2 separate regions of the Homo sapiens genome follow, and region 1 is linked to region 2. A link is an interaction called in ENCODE POLR2A ChIA-PET data of the cell type or tissue named here. Cell type or tissue: K562. All regions are shown on one strand.

Region 1 (5,000 bases), 50 kb before region 2:
CAGACAACAGGACAAAAGGCCAACTAGAAAGCTACTGAAATAGTCCGGGTCTAAAAGCAGCACTGGCTCTGAGAATGAAAAGAAAAGGAAGCATGAAGAGGAGCTGAATCCGAAGAGAACTGGGAGATGTCACTGGATTTTTACAATCAGTAGATCACCAATCACTTTCAGGATAGTACACAAGAGGAAAACAGAGGTTACAGAGTGAATAAGAAAGAATACTGGAAACACGCAGACTATTCCCTCTCAAGAATTTTGGCACTAAAAAGAACAGAGGGGACTGCACAGTAAGAGTAAGCAAAACAAGGGAGAAATGACTGAGGTTTTGTGTTGTAACGCATATTTCGTGTTGTTCTGTTTTTAGGACCAGAAGAAATGGAATGTGAGGGGAAGTGATATATACCACTCCTAGGCCTGGCCCATAAAAGCTTCCCACGTGACCCTCCGTGCTCACTCTTCCCCTGTCGGCCAGCTGAACGTCAACACCCAGGGTGACCCTGGAAACCACTTACTAAAGATCCCAGAGGCTCCATTAGTCTTGGAAAGGGCCATCCTACCATGATTGAATTGACACAGTGATAAATAAACTTCTATTTTGTAGAGCCACTGAGATTAAAAAAGAAACAAAGGTGTTGTGAGTTGAGCATGGGCAGGTGCTAAGGGCATAAAACCCAGTGAAGAGATGAAAAGACAGATGCAGGCATACAGCTCTCACTGTCATCCATGCTTATAACAAAATGGAAGTACCTTCTTCATTACATGTAAAGACATCCCAAAAAAATTTAAGCAGAACAATATTTATACGACCATTAACTGGAGAGCAGTTTCTGAAGTAGTTTCTTCTATCGTACTTCATCCATTTTGATAATTTCTAAAAATCTCTCCTATCTTTAAAAATTATTTTAAATTAGGACATGTGTAGTAGCTCACATCCCAGAACTCTGGCAAGATAAGGCAGGAAGGTCTCTTGAGGCCAGGATTTCGAGACCAGCATGGACAAGACAGCAAGAACCTTGTCTACAAAAAAAAATTTTTTTTAATCAGCCAGACACAGTGGCATGTGTCTATAATCCTAGCTACTCAGAGGCTGAGGCAGGAGAGTTGCTTGAGCCCGGGAGTTCAAGGCTGTAATGAGCAATGATCATGCCACTACACTTCAGCCTGCATGACAGAGCAAGACCCCAACTCTAAATAAATAAATAAAAATTATTTTAAATTAACTACTGGAACCACTTTAGAAAGGCCCTAATTTCCCCATTCAACTTCTACTTGGAAATATTCCTAAATTGCTTGGCATCCTATCAAATTAAGGCTGTTGAGAAAAGCAGTAGAATTCATTTAGACTCTGAGAAAAAGTAATGATGAACCTCAAATGTTTCATTTTAAGTGTTCTTTTACTCTCCTTTCTAAACCAATATCTCCTGAAAAGCAAAGGCAAACTTTCTTATAAAAGTATGCTTGAGTTATTTGATACAGATATTCAATTTAATATTAACCTAACTTCCTTTAATAAGATATCGCCTTTTTGTACCTGTTAGGACTCCATGGTATGGTGGGAGTCATACTGATGTCTGGAAACAAAACCCCATTGTCCTTGATCCTGTCTAGTGCATAGTGCATTTCACAGAGGGGTAATCGATTTAATTGAAACTGAAGTTCAACCTGAAAGACAAAATGAATGTTTTAAAAACTGCATGAAAGCAAACATCAATGCTGGCAGCTCACTAGAATACTTTGGGAGGAATCTGTTTGGGACAGTAAGTTTAGAGATTCTTTTAAAGTATAATCATAGTCTAATCATAATTATGATGAATAATATTTGCTTTGTTCATTTATAACCAGGCACTGTAACAAGTACTTTACTATGGATTATCTCATTTAATAGTACCAATGATATATATATACTATTATTAACATCATTTTACATATTAAGAAATTGACATATTTGTAAGTTACCTAATCTCTAGTTAAAGGCTACTTTATTCTACCATTCCCATGAAAATACTTTTGCAAAAGATCAGAACATGTGAAGTATCCAGTCGTGAGAGATGATTAGCCCTGATACTCTATCAATTTACAATTAATAAATAATGTTCACCAAGTTTTATGTTTAAAAAGAGAAAAGATTAGTCTTCCAGTTAAATATGGCAGACTGAAGACATAATTCACCTAAAAACCCATAAAGATAGAACAGGAACAGATACAACTGCAGATGAGAGATGTCCCAGGAGGTAGCTTACATAGTTTCTTTTCATCTTTTCTTCCATTGCTGATTTAAAACTCTAATCAGAAAGCTCAACCTTGTATAACACTGGAACATTCTAAATGTTACTTATATTTAAAAGAATCACTTTTCTCTGGGAGTTACTACAGGTGCAATTTTCAACCCACCACTGTAGACTTCAAAGTCAGCTTTGCTTTTGTTTACGGCAGAAGAAAAACTAAACCAGAGGAAGACTACGAGCTGATAATGAGGCTACAGACCACTATGGTTAAGCTGCAACCTTCAAACATACCTGTGTGTCACAGTCAGGCCGAAGATTAAGTTCTTCACAGCATTCCCTAGATAGCCTTAAAAATATATATTCCTTTGTTTTTTCTTCAATAGTAGCTTCATAAACCTTCTCTTTGGTTCCCTGGGTCTGTACTAACTTCTGTTTAGGGACTGGTAATAAATAAACAGCATTGACTTTGGTCATCACCAGTCGTCCAGCCAAAGTATCTTCAGAAAGTGTTTCAGTAAGCTTAAAGCGACCAAAAAGTTGTCCATTCTGAGCATACTTTGCACCTCCAGAAACACCAGTGAGCATGAAGCTTGCCAGAATCTGCAATTGCACTTTAAGGTTGAACCTAAACCAGAAGTAGAAAACTAGTTTGAATATTTTACATCAAAAATATATAAAAACTAGAAGAGTGAAACAAAGTAAATCAAATATAAACATACCAAAAATTAAACCATTATATCAATTCCACTTCATTGAGCTAAAAACTGTATTTTTCTGCCTTTAATACAAGCTGGAAACAACAAAAAAAAATTTTTTTTTTTGTTTTTTTGAGACGGAGTCTCACTCTGTCGCCTAGGCTGGAGTACAGTGGCACGATCTTGGCTCACTGCTACCTCTGCCTCCCAGGTTCAAGAATTCTCCTGCCTCAGCCTCCCGAGTAGCTGGGATTACAGATGCCCACCACGCCCGGCTAATTTTTGTATTTTTAGTAGAGACAGAGTTTTGACATGTTGGCCAGGCTGGTCTCAAGCTCTTGATCTCAGGTGATCCACCCACCTCTGCCTCCCAAAGTGCTGCGATTACAGATGTGAGCCACCATGCCTGGTCAACAAAACTTTTTTTTAAGTGAATAAACTCCCATGTAAGTTACATAAAGATACAAGCTAAGTTGTGTTGAAGAATATGCACATTCAAAAAACACCTGAGTATTTAAAATGAAACTAAATGTTGTTTTTTAAGTAACATGAAATATTATATACTAATTAATATAAAAGTCTGAACACACCACTGGGACAATAAAGACTTTAAAATCACCTGGAACCAGAAGGAAACACATTGCATTGAAAATTACAATGGACTTTAAACCAATTACTTTCCAAGTAGATCTTACCAGCAGATTCTAGCCATAAAATATCTCTTTCAATAATGTTAATGAATAACATTTAAAATAAATTTTCATTCATGGCTACATGGAGGCAGGTCTCATGCAGGAATTATGGCAAGAGAAGTTAAGGCCTATCTTATCAGACAATGGTTGGTATACTCCCTCACACTTCCATGTGTGCACGTGAGTATGAGAGAGTATGTGTAAAGGCAGCACAGAGAATCAAGATTAATTTACACAGTCAAGAAATATGGAGCCGGACATGGTGGCTCACGCCTGTAATCCTAGCACTATGGGAGGCTAAGGCGGGCAGATCACCTGAGGGGGGCAGTTCAAGACCAGCCTGGCCAACATGGTGAAACCCTGCATCTACTAAAAATACAAAAATTAGCCAGGTGTGGTGGCAGGCACTTGTAATCCCAGCTACTCAGGAGGCTGAGGCAGGAAAATCACTTGAACCCAGGAGGTGGAGGTTGCAGTAAGCCAATTATCACATCACTGCACTCCAGCCTGGGCAACAGAGTGAGACTCTGTCCCCAAATTAAAAAAAAAGAAAGAGAAATATGAAGTGAAAGAAAGATGTAAACTAATTAACAGTTCTCCTTTGCTGTTCTGAAATGGTGCTGTAAGAGGTAAGACAACATGGTAAGAAATGGTGGCAACATTTTCTCCTTTTTCTTAGGTTTGTCTTAGTCTGTTTTGTGTTGCCGTAACAGAATACCTGAGACTGGATAATTTATAAAGAACAGAGATTTATTTCTTACAGCTCTGGAGAATAGAAAGTCTAAGATCAAGGGGCTGGCATATGGTGATGGTCTTCAGGCTGCATCATCCCATGGTGGAAGGCAGAAGGGCACGAAAGTGTGAGCAAAAGCAATGGCAAGAGAGGACTGAATTCACTCTTCTAACAGCCCACTCTCATGATAAGGAGCCCATTCCTGTATAATCACATTATCCACTCATGAGGGTGGAATCCTCATGGCCTAATCACCTTTTAAGAGTCCCACCTCTTAATACTGTCCCAATGGCAATTACATTTCAACATTAGTTTTGGAGGGGACATTCAAACTACAGCATTCTGCCCATAGCCTCCAAATGCATGTTCTTCTCACATACAGAATACATTCATTCCATCCCAATAGCCCCTAAAAGTTTTAACTCTTTCCAGGATCAACTCTAAAGTCCAAGTCCAGAGTGTGAACTAAATCAGATACGGATAAGACTCAAGGCACAATTCATCCTGATTCAAATTCCTCTCCAGTTGTGCCTGTGAAATTAACGAGTTACATGCTTCCAAAATACAATGGTGGGACAAGCACAGGATAAACATTCCCATTCCCAAAGGGAAAACTAGGCAAGAAGAAAGGAATAAGTGGTTCCAAGTAAGTCCA
Region 2 (5,000 bases):
CTAGCTAAGCTTAACATTTTATTCAATGTGAGTTATGTTTCTTAAACTTTGGCCCTTGTGACTGGAGCTATTCAAACTTTTTTTTTTTTTTTTTGAGACGTAGTCTCACTCTGTCGCCCAAGCTGGAGTGCAGTGCTGTGATATCGGCTCACTGCAACCTCCGCCTCCCGGGTTCAAGCAATTCTCCTGCCCCAGCCTCCCAGGTAGCTGGGACTACAGGCATGCGCCGCCACGCCCAGCTAATTTTTGTAGTTTTAGTAGAGATGGGGTTTCACCATATTGGCCAGGCTGGTCTCAAACTCCAGATCTTGTGATCTGCCCGCCTCAGCCTCCCAAAGTGCTGGGATTACAGGTGTGAGCCACCACACCCGGCCTCACACAAACTTCAAAAGGACACATCATCAATGTTCCCAGGGGAGTGACAAGAACTTAAACATTCATGAGTAAGAGCAATGTTCACAGGTATGCCCAGCTCAGTGGGAATGTCATCATCCAAATCAGTCACTAGCCACCACAGTAAGGTGGGCTTTTCAAACATTATCATCATTTTTGAAATTAGCCAAAAAAAAAAATCAAACCTTAAACATTGTTCAATTCAATAATTCGAGTCTCATTTTTAAACATACCATGTCTACAATCTTCATCAGCTTGCACATAATTTTTCTGCAAAACAAAAATACAAGATAAAATTAAGTATTTCAAGAGCTGCTTTTAACAGAGATGTTGTCAAAGGGAAACTTGGCTTTGTTTCAAAGTTTAATCATTAATGTTGTAAACTTACTATTCACAGAGCAAAGCTAACACATGTGCCCTCTGAGGATTACAGGGCACTCTACAAATAAACGTCACAGTATACTTCCTAGTCCATGGACCCCCACTCCTACTTCTCACCTTCTCTAACCCTAACTCATCAGCACCTCCCTCCCCGCCAAAAGCTTTACTGAGAAAACTGAAGCCACAAGAAGAGAATTTTCATAGACTGTCACCACCACGTCTCCCCACTTCCCAGCATACACTCTGTCTTCCTTCTACCTGTTAACAGACATACTACCATGCTCCTTTCTAAAGTCAACCTACGCCTGTGCAGATCAACTCAGCCGCCTACGCAGGTATGGCACTCCAGCAAGCCTCCTCGACTTGTCCTACATCATTAATTTTTTGCTTTTGATTGGTTCATTTCTATACAGAAATACAGTTATTTCTCCCATCTAAAAAAATATTTCCCTTGACTTTATCTCTCCCACTAGCTACCATTCCTTTTTCTTTTTCCTTTTCCTTTCTCTTTTTTTTCTTTAGTGTCTCTTCATGGCAAAACTCCTCAAGAGTTGTCTATGTTGATGTATTTCAATTCCTTCCCCCAATTCTCTCCTAAGCCCTCTTTTTAAGCAGACTTTCACCCACTACTCCAAGGAAGCCACTCTCAAGAGATCACCAGTGACCTCCACTGCATCCATGTGGACCCACACGATTCACATGTGCCCACTCAGACACATTCTCATGGCTTTCTTGGCAGCTGCTGACACTACTCCTCATTTCCTCACTTGGACACACTTCCTTCCTTCACGCGGCTACCAGGACTCCTTCCTCTCACACTTTCCCCTTTCCTCAGGGTTGCTCTTTAGGTTGCTTTGCTGGTTGTTGCTCTGCTCCCCAACCTCTTGACACTGCAGCAGCCCAAGACTCGGCCCTCAGTCCTCGCCTCTTCTCTATGATGCTCATTTTCCCTTGGTGATTCTACGCTGGCTCAAGACATCATATAGCACTTCTATCCCACAGTCTTCAATGAATCTCTCTCCCAAATTCCATACGTGCATATCTGACTGCTTACTCAGCATCTTCAGCTGGGTATCTGAATGACATCTCAAACTCAGTACGTCCAAAACTGAACTCCCACCTTCCCCCACAAAACCTCCTCCCCAGCTGTAGCCTTCTAACCTCAGTTGAAGGAAACATCATTCTTCCAATTGCTCAGACAAAAAGTATCGAGGTAAGTAACTGCGACTGCTCCCCCTCATTCCCTGCATTCAATACATTAGGAAACCTGATTGCTTCTATTTTCAATGTATAAACCAAAACCTAGTTACTTCTCACTATCTCCACTGCTACCATTTTGATCTGAGCCACTCTGGCCTGGATTATTCTAATAGTCTCCAATCTAGTCTCCTTGCATCAACGCTTATCCCTTTACAGTTTATTCTCAGCACAAAAGTCAAACAATTTCTGTTAAATTAGATCACACCACTCCTCTGCCCAAAGCCCTGCAATAGCTCCCCAACTCACAGAGAATAAAAACCAAAGTCTTTATCACGAGCCAGCAGGCCCCACAGGCTTTGGTCCTCCCACCTCTCCACCGCGTGCACTCTACTCTGGCCACACTAACTCCTAGCTGCTACTCAAGCACAGCAGGCATGCTTCTGCTGCTGGGTCTGTTTCCATTGCCTGCAATGCTCTTCCTCCAGTTTTACACATGGCTCACCCCCTTGCCTCTGGTTATCACCTTCTCAATGAGGCCTGCCTTGACCACTCTATTTAAAATTGTAACCACATCTCTAACCCCAATATTCCCAATCTCCCCTGCCCTGTTCTCCTTTTTTCATGCGGTTACTACCTTTTAACAATCTATGGTGGGGTTTTTTTTTTGGTTTTTGTTTTTTGTTGTTTTTTTTTTTTTTAAGACGGAGTCTCGGAGTCTCGCCCTGTTGCCCAGGCTGGAGGGCAGTGGTGCAACCTCGGCTCCCTGCAACCTCTGCCTCCTGGGTTCAAGCGATCCTCCTGGCTCAGCCTCCTGAGTAGCTGGGATTATAGGCACGCGCTACCACGCCTGGCTAATTTTTGTATTTTTAGTAGAGACAGGGTTTCACCATGTTGGTTAGGCCAACTCAAACTCCTGACCTCATGATCCACCTGGCTTGGCCTCCCAAAGTGCTGGGATTACAGGTATGAGCCACCACGCCCAGCCGGTGTTTATTTTTTATAATGCTTATTGTTTATTTTCTGTTCCCCTACTAGAAAAAGTATCATAAAGAAGAGACTTTTCTTTCTCTTTCATCAATATATATAACAAGAACCTAGAACAGTGTCTAGTACACAGTACATACTCAATAAATACTTGTTGAGTGAGTGCATAATCCAAAATGCCCTAAAGTAGAACAGTTTTCAAGGTTCAAAAACGTAGTTACCTTGCCATCAAATATATTCAGCAATCACCAGCCACTTCACTCACATCTCTTTGGCCCAGAATTAGCTATTTGTATCGTCACCCCTCAATGAAAAAGGCCATTTTACATAGTTCAGCATTGGCTTATTGACAGTGTTTACTCACCAGTTGCAAAAATGAGGCAATTCTGTAGAGAAGACTCTCGATTTTGATGCGTTCTATTTCCAATGGACAAGGCCCTGTGAAGTCTGCCATGGAGTACTGGCCAAGAGAAAGAAGGGCCTCTGTGCAGTGCTTGAGGGCCATTTCATAGTCCTGCCTCTTAAGTGATTCACATGCTTGTTCACATGACTTTTCAGCTCTTCTGTCTTCCATGACTCAGGGACAAAAATCCTACAGACAGGGAGAAAGAACAAGAGAAGGTTTTTTAAACTTATTAATTATAAATTCTAGCCCCATTCCTATCTCAGCTGGCTTAATTATCTATCTGAATACTCTCAGCTAGCCTTTTGATCAAGGTCACAGCTAAGCAGCAGCTATTGATGCTACAAAATCTATACTTCTCTTTGATATTTTATGAAGTCTTTACTAAGATTCAAGCAAAATGTCAATCATAAGCCAGGATCATACCAACAATATAACAAATTTATAAATGAGGCAAATTTAGAAATGAAACATGACTGTGAATACCGCAAAGTATACAACAAACCATAAAGGATCCCCTTTCTTAACCAAAGGGACAGAAACGTTTCATATCCAAATCTCCAAATTTCAGTTTCCTAATTTCAGTCTCACAGTTCTGTGACCATGATTGCAAAAAACCAAAATCTATACCATGCAGGATTATTTCCCACCAATTAAAAAACTGGTTGGAACTGTATGAACTGTCCATTAATTCAATTCAACAAACATTTCTCGAGGGCCAGGCCCTGTGCTAGCAGCAATGAATGCAAAGACAGGGCATGTCATCTCTGCTTTCAAGAAACTCAGATTCTAGCAAGACAGGCAAAGCACAAATGAACAATTACAAAAAAGACTTATTCCATCTGCCTAAAGGCATGAGCTGATTGCAAAAGGTGAACAGGAGTTCACCATACAGATGACAGGGAGAGCAAATGTGAGCTTTTCAGAGAGACGAGTTCAAGTGAAATCACCAAGGGGAGAAAATACACAGCCTAAACTCAAGGTACATCAGAGGAGTAAGAGAAGCTATGAATGACCTCAAATGCCACAACAAGAAGCAAGGGTTTTATTCCACAGGCAATGGAACACGATGAAATTTTTTAAATACGGAAGGAATCTATCAAACATAAGTCCTACCAGTTCTATAAAGAACTGGTTAGAAATAGAAGAAATCACAGCTTGCCACAGGGGAAGAAATGGCAAACATTGCCATTAGTAAGAGATCACTAAAATAGTCCAAGTAAGAAATAGCAGGAGTTTACACGTTGTTTCTCCCTAGCTATAACACTCATGGCAGGGGTGGAAAACTTGGACACAGAAGACCGACATCCTTTGACCTGACATTCACAATACTGCTCCAAAGAGTCACTCTTGCTGACCATCTCTGTCAAACTTACAGATTGCTTTCCGTGCCTGCATCCACCTTCTCTCTCTCCTGCTCCTCCCTACCTTCCACCTTAACCGCTGGCCTTACGGTACTTCTTTGTCCCTTCCGCCTGCCTCCAGCCTACATATATGTTCTCTGCCAGCCTTCTCGGCTTTTATAATGACACATGGGCCCTGCCCTCTCCTCGCTGTGCTGTAACCATCTGCTGCCAATAAACTGCAGTGCAAGATGAGGGGAGAAAAGTCATTGATGGGCAGCTCATAGAGAGCAGCA

Evidence for each region. ChIA-PET counts read pairs that join two places held together with the same protein. Peaks named below come from ENCODE experiments on the same cell type or tissue, not always from the same donor. Only the 100,000 strongest peaks of a DNase experiment are listed, where the experiment ranks them.
Region 1: POLR2A ChIA-PET joins it to region 2 with 5 read pairs; 5 of 35 experiments call an interaction of 5 or more read pairs at or near these places.

Annotation. Positions count from the first base shown.
Region 1 is chr17:67,164,947-67,169,946 of GRCh38, forward strand. HELZ (helicase with zinc finger) reads right to left here. Exons shown (of 33, transcript NM_014877.4): 14 at 2,517-2,850; 15 at 1,532-1,662. Among named protein-coding and RNA genes, the nearest start is that of HELZ-AS1, 77 kb to the right of the region's middle. In K562, no CTCF peak of the experiment used is centred here; no DNase peak of the experiment used is centred here.
Region 2 is chr17:67,215,273-67,220,272 of GRCh38, forward strand. It overlaps HELZ (helicase with zinc finger), which reads right to left. Exons shown (of 33, transcript NM_014877.4): 4 at 3,323-3,550; 5 at 627-663. The coding sequence starts at 3,532. Among named protein-coding and RNA genes, the nearest start is that of HELZ-AS1, 27 kb to the right of the region's middle. In K562, no CTCF peak of the experiment used is centred here; a DNase peak (open chromatin) is centred at 2,379.